2 separate regions of the Homo sapiens genome follow, and region 1 is linked to region 2. A link is a contact called in ENCODE Hi-C data. All regions are on one chromosome and are shown on one strand. The core of a region is the stretch at or near the end of the contact, and the rest is flanking DNA. Distances in the headings are between cores, read along the strand shown. Region 1 holds the start of CLIC5 (chloride intracellular channel 5). Region 2 has its middle 180 kb from the start of CLIC5.

Region 1 (3,215 bases), core at 154-2,653, 180 kb before region 2:
AAGGACATAGCACAAACAGGATTAATTAAAGAGAAGGCAAAGAAGACAAAGAGAATTCCACCAGATTCTGGTGCAAAACATTCAATAATTATTTTTTAAAGAACTGAAGGGTGGGAATGTCTGTTGGTGCAACCACTTTAGAAAACCTATGGCAGTGTTTACACAAGGAGAGCATTCTTATACACTACAACTCAGCAAGTCCACTCCTAAGTATACATCCAAGAGAAAAGTGTCTGTGAATCCAACCAAAAGATGTTTGATAGAGAGAATGTTCGTGACAGAGTAGTCATGATAGTCACCTGCACAAATGTCCATTGACAGAAGAATGAATAAGTAAGTGTGTCGGTGAAAATGGATGATACACAACTACACATAGCACAATGGATGAATCTCACAAACATAGTAATGAGCGAAAGAAGCCAGACACCAACATTCCAGGCAAAAAGATCCTATGCTGCTACAAGCCAGAATAATGGTTACCCTGGGACAGTGGAGACGGGAGAAAAGATGTGGAGAGGAGAGAGCAGGAGGAGCTTCTAGGGCTGTGGCTAACATTTTATTCTTCATCTGGCGCTCGTTACATGGGTGGGTTGGATTGTGAAAATTCATTGAGGCATACACCTAAGATATGTGCATCTTTTCTGTGTTTGCATCCTACTTCACTAAAACAACCAGAAGAGAACGGGAATGAAGTAAGATCAGAAAATAAAGGAAGAAATAGAAAGAAAATGAAAGAAGGGAGAAGAAAAATAAACAAACCCAGAAGGCTGAAAGGCATGGAAGCCGCACCTGACCGGGTTGACTCACCCCTCTGCCCCAGGAGCCACCCCTGCCCTGCCCTGCCCGTCCCCAGCACCCTACTCTCCTTTTGCTTAGCCCAAGGATGGCAAATGCCCCTTTTGGTGGGGGTTCTGAGCATCACTAAGACAGGAAGGGCTTTCCAAGTGGGTAAGGCTGGTAGTGGAGTAACTCGGAGGAGCTGACGCTTTATTAAAGAAACAGAAGACTTGAGAGCCATCTCCTCTCTTCCTTCCCCTTCCCCTTTCCCCTTCCTCTTCCCCTTCCCCTTTCCCCTTCCTCTTCCCCTTCCCCTTTCCCCTTCCTCTTCCCCTTCCCCTTTCCCCTTCCTCTTCCCCTTCCCCTTTCCCCTTCCTCTTCCCCTTCCCCTTCTCCTCGACTCTTTCTGCCTTCGCCTCATTATCCGCCCCCAGGACATCCTCTTGGCCTTGGTGGCTTTGCCAGGACCAGCTCTGTCTCCGCCTCCTGCCCTGCGGGGTCTTGGGGCGGGGGGCCGTGGCCCGGCCCAGGCCCGAGCTGCCGGGGTGTCCCCGCCGCGTCCCCGCCCGGCTGACCCCGCCCTGCAGCCGCCGGCTATTTTGGGCGCGTTGGCGGCGGCGGGATCGCTGACAGTCGCGGATCCTGTGACACCTCCGGGCAGCCCGGCACTTGTTGCTCCCACGACCTGTTGTCATTCCCTTAACCCGGCTTTCCCCGTGGCCCCCCGCCTCCTCCCGGCTTCGCTCCTTTTCATGTGAGCATCTGGGACACTGATCTCTCAGACCCCGCTGCTCGGGCTGGAGAATAGATGGTTTTGTGAAAAATTAAACACCGCCCTGAAGAGGAGCCCCGCTGGGCAGCGGCAGGAGCGCAGAGTGCTGGCCCAGGTGCTGCAGAGGTGGCGCCTCCCCGGCCCGGGACGGTAGCCCCGGGCGCCAACGGCATGACAGACTCGGCGACAGCTAACGGGGACGACAGGGACCCCGAGATCGAGCTCTTTGTGAAGGTAGGTCGGGGTCCAGTCTCCCGCCGCACCTGCCGCGCCTCCCGCCGGGCTCACCCACCAGGGCTCGGGGTGCGCTGGACTCCGGACCCTCCCAGGAGGGCGGCGCGGAGCCCTGTGCTCCCCCGTGGCCTTTCCGCAGGCCAGCGCCCCGCTGCGAGGCTCCTGGGCGGAATGGAGGAAGGCAGGTTCCGGCAGGTGGCCGTCTTCTCGGAGAGTTGATCCGCAGTTTGTCCACCCCCGTCCCCGCCTCCGCTGTCACCGCTGCGAGTCCGAGTCCAGAGCCCAGCCCGGACGCGATTCAGGCTGGTCCTGAAAGACGTCTCCAGGTGTCGGGATGCGGCAGAAACCTGGCTGGACCCGTGAACCTTTCCTTTAAAACGGGAGGAGGGGGAGGAATGGGAGAGAAACGTTATTGACACAATGATCTTTGGCAAAGCGAAAATGACATTTCTTAAAATTCTCTTTCTCTCTTTCGCTCAGAGATCCTAAAATAAAAGCCAAGGAGACAAAAGTGTTTTCTTGCTTGGTGACTTGCAAAGCAGAAAACAAGCACTCCATTCTCCGACGTTATTATTTTTGTCATAATCATGATTTTTCAAGGCAGTATCAAGGAAATGTTAGGCGTTTGGTAGTAGGGAGAGCCTCCCGTTCAACCTGATGCAGACAGGGATGAAGGAGCACAGTGCAAATTAAATGAAGTCACCTTGCTCCTTGGACAGAAACTGCCTAATGTCAGAGCTGCTGTACTTTATTTGCAACCTGTAGGAGGAAGGATGGAGGCGAGGCTGCGGCGGCGTTTCCCGGTCCGCCGGTGTAAGGAGAAAGAAACATTTGATCAGCCCTTGGTGCCGACGCTGCAGAAGTAGGGAAACCTGAGGCTGCGGGAGAGTAGCCTCCAGGGCTGAGCAGAAACAGTCGCCAGGACTTGGGGGAGGGGAAGTCGGGGACTGCCTGGGCGCCAAGACCTTTCACAAAGGGGGAAAACTCTCTCAGTGCAAAGTTTCCCTAGAAATATGCAGATCGCTGAGAAGGGAAGAGTCACTGGTGCCTGTCAGGGGCCTCCTGGCAGAATTTAAAAGGCATAAATATTCCCTGGAATTGGGAAAATGTTATTTTGCCCAAAAGATCCTTCTCTACAAGCTAATTAAATAGATGTTTGCAAAAAGTATGAGATCTACATAAACCTTGATAACAATCTGTGGTCTTTGGTACTTTCTGACTCTTAAAATGTGACTTACTTTACACTTGGTACGTGATCTGTCTCCGTTGTCCCAGCCTACCACAAAGGTTTGTTAAATTTCTTCTGCTGGGTTTTACATTCTTTGTGTTTATTTTTCAAGCTTACACCTGACATTTAGTGACACTTGCTTTCTTCAGCCTGTTCTCTTCCCACTGTGGCCCCTGTGTGCTCCTTTGGTTTCTGGGACTCCCC
Region 2 (3,590 bases), core at 532-3,031:
ACTAAAAATACAAAATTAGCTGGGTGTGGTGGCACATGCCTGCAATACCAGCTACTTAGGAGGCTGAGGCAGGAGAATCACTTGAACCCAGGAGACGGAGGTTGCGATGAGCCGAGATCATGCCATTGCACTCCAGCCTGGGCAACAAGAGTGAAACTCCATCTCAAAAGAGAGAGAAAAGAAAGAAAGAAATAGTAGCCCAGCCCTGTTGTGTGATTAGAAACCAAGTCTCCTGATCATTGGCTTCAAATTCCGCCTGCACAACCCAAAACCTTCTGCTTTTGGATGCAGACTGACTAGGGTTGGAATGCTCAAGTGACTGCTGTGAACCTTGAGCAGCTCACTGTTCATCTTTGAAAATAGGGAGAATACAACTACTACCCCTCCCTGGGTTACGCTAATCACATAGCACAGGGCCTGGTACAAAACAGGCCCTCAAAAATGTCAGTTTCAGCCAGGCGTAGTGGCTCATGCCTATAATTCCAGCATGTTGAGAAGCCAAGGTGGCTTGAGCCCAGGAATTCGAGACCAGCCTAGACAACCTGGAGAAATCCCATCTCTACTAAAAGTAGAAAAATTAGCTGGGCATAGTGGCACAGGCCTGTAGTCCCAGCTACTTGGGAGGCTGAAGTGGGTGGATGGTTTGAGTCTGGGTGATCAAGGCTGCAGTAATCAGAGATCTTGCTACTGCACTCCAGACTGGGAAACAGAGCGAGACCCTGTCTCAAAAAAACAAAACAAAAAACAAACAAACAAAAACTGTCAGTTTCCTCTCTTTATGTTTAGTTTTAAACCCATCCAAAATTTGGAACATTAATATCATTTGTTGATCAGGTTGTCTTTCTTCTCATTTCATGTGATGTATCACGAATTCCGACTAAATTTAAAGCAATTCATTCTCGGCCATATCAAAGGATTTGTCACAACTTAGCGAGGTAGAAAATGTCAAGTTTAAAACATGTGGCAGGAAGATGTGACTTCATGGACACACACAATCAATGGTCCAAGTAGGTGAGTGTTTGTGGTTGTGGGGTGAGGGGTACTGGGAAGGGTTTTACTTTCAGTTCCCTGAATACCTGTTTCCCACTCACCACACTGAGAGGTCACCCTTAGAGTCACTCCTTTGCACCTGGAAGAATTGTGGATCTCCCTGGTTCCCTGTGAAAAAGTCTAAGTGTCCCCAGGCATAGAAAAAGCAGCTGTACAGCTTAGAGAACAGTATACTGGGACTAGACCACTGGAGAACGGCCTGGGAACAGATAGGGGAGGAGAAAGAGGGAGGAAAACAGAGAAGCACTGAAGGAGAAGGCACCAGGGACAAGGGACAATTCCCCCAGATCCACGGCTTTCTTCTGCTTGTTATAACCCATGAGAAGCAGAACATCCTCCCAAAGACACTGCATCATTGGCACACAGTATATGCTAGGTTGGCACTCTACTAATGCTTCACGGCATTTGCACATTTAATTATCACAACAATCCCATCAGGTTGTCACTATTATTCTTCCCATTTTACAGCTTAAGAAACTGAGACACAGAGAGGCTAAGTGTCATATCCAAGTCACAGGGCTGTGTGATAGAGCCTGGAAATGAGCCCAAGAAGCTTGACTCCAATGTCAAACTCTGCACCACCACATTAGAAACACACTCCCCACGCAGAAACACACACACACACACACACACACACACACACACACACACTGTGGGAGGACTCTCAGGGAACTCCTGCTTTCACAGACTGCTAGGTGCCAAGTTCTGCTTTTTAGAGCCAGTGAGATAAGGAGAACTTGCTCTATTTCATGTAAGAAAGCTTATCTGTTACTAACATAGTAGATTTATCCTCTGTCAATCCAGAAGAAAGAACTAGACCTGAAGGGTGGAGCTTGTAGGAAGAAGACAGTAGTTCAACATAAGCAGTATAAAAAGAAGGGCTGCTGTGATAGGTAATGAGCTACCAGTCAGTGGACGTGTTTTTGGTTTGGCAGCTGCAGTCTAGGAATGAGCAGATGGTCTACATCCTGGGGACGAGATTGGAAGAGATGAGAACCAAAGCCCCTCCCAGCCCAGGCAGTCAATCTGAACACACTTCTCCAGACCTGCTGTTGCAAAGCAGTGTGCCGAATCAACAGGAGATGCATGTTAAATAAAACCCGACCCAGCCTCTCAAAAGTTTACAGTGAGATTCTCAGGTTTTCCAATATCATCTTCATAGAGTTCCTGGAGGAATTTAAGAAAGTACAGTGAAGATTCATTCCTTTCATCTCCTAAGGGTAAGTCCGTTCTGACCTGCCCAATAACCCTTTCTCTTCTCTGTCTGCTTCCGGAGAGCACTGTGAGAAGTCAGTCTTCTTTAAAAAAAAAAAAAAAAAAAAGTAAGAAAGAAAAAAAGAAAGACACATATATGATATGTTCTACATCTTTGCCTCTGAAGAGGAAATGCTCTGTGTTACTGTAAATAATAATTTGCAGGTCAGTGAAGGTTGTTAAATGCCCCTGATACCTTTTCTCACTTCCCTCCAGACTCTCGTAATTACTATTGCTCTGAACCCAGCGGGCAAGATGCACATTTCTCTGTCCAGGAAATGACAGCAGCAGTGTGGTACCCTCTTCTCACTTCGGGGAAAGACTGTGTATCTGCATATTGAGCCTGTCCAGAGTCCGTGTCAGAGCCGGGTATGTGCCTGCCTGGAAATAGCTGCATGGAAATGCAGGAAGTGGTTGCCCAAAAGACCTGAGGCTGCAGGTCATAGCCCCTGGGTTCTAAAGCTGGCTCTACCACAAGCTGCGTGACCTCAGACAAGTCACAAAATCTTCTGGGACTCTGTTTCTTCATCCGTAAAGCCAAGAACACAGCACTTACCATGACTCATAAATACTAATATATAATGAGAACTCATTCTTTTATTCAATATCTCATTCAAACACATATGAATCATCACTAAGGACCAGGCACTGTTTTAGTCCCCGGGGGTGCAGTAGTAAACAAAACAGCGAAAGTCTCCCTCTCCCTGGAGTTCCACTGGGAGAAGCAGATAAATAAATGAATAAACAAAACATATGGGATTTCTAAGGGCTTTGGCAAAAAGCAAAGCCTAGAAGGGTTAGGAGGAGTGCTGAGGAAAAAAAAGGGGTGTCTCTAAGAGGGTGCCATTGAGATATAGGCTCAAAGGAGGTAAGAAGGTGAGCTGAGAGATCACTGGGGAAAGAGTAATCCAGGTAGTGGAGTAGCCAGTGCAAAGGCCCTGAGGCCAGAGTGGCTGAAGCAGAGCAACTGGGAGGGATGCAGACTGGATTCAGAAGGACGTGGAATTGAATAGGGTAGGCCTTGCAAGGCTTTGGGCTTCTCTGAGACAGGAGCCACTGGAGAGTGTTGAGCAGAGGAGTGACATAACCTGCCTGGGGTTTTAAAAGAATCTCTCCAGCTTCTGTGTTTAAAAAAAGAGAATCAAATAACATATTTCCCAAAGTGTTTTGAAAAACACAAAAGTACAACATGAAAATGAAGCACAGTAAAAACTCAGTCCTCCAAGCTCCTCAGAAAAAAGTTGTTCTGGAGACCAGGTGTGGTAGATTAAATACAGCCACAAGTT

Evidence for each region. Hi-C counts contacts between places; a loop is a spot of excess contacts on that map. Pooled maps may share reads with other maps.
Region 1: a loop to region 2 is called in a map with no recorded cell type, with 4 times the contacts of the local background. The contact joins the promoter of CLIC5 here to the enhancer-like site in region 2. A Hi-C loop is called at or near these places in 13 of 37 single-sample maps with no recorded cell type and 14 of 50 pooled maps.

The regions. Positions count from the first base shown.
Region 1 is chr6:46,014,048-46,017,262 of GRCh38, reverse strand. It overlaps CLIC5 (chloride intracellular channel 5), which reads left to right and starts at 1,403. Exons shown (of 6, transcript NM_016929.5): 1 at 1,403-1,783. The coding sequence starts at 1,721. RefSeq lists enhancers at 601-1,445, 1,446-2,290 and a silencer at 1,703-1,752.
Region 2 is chr6:45,829,727-45,833,316 of GRCh38, reverse strand. No RefSeq gene overlaps it. Among named protein-coding and RNA genes, the nearest start is that of CLIC5, 180 kb to the left of the region's middle. Within about 2 kb of position 1,781, at least 2 of the 41 ENCODE cell types and tissues checked have a DNase peak (open chromatin) inside an H3K27ac peak, as active enhancers do.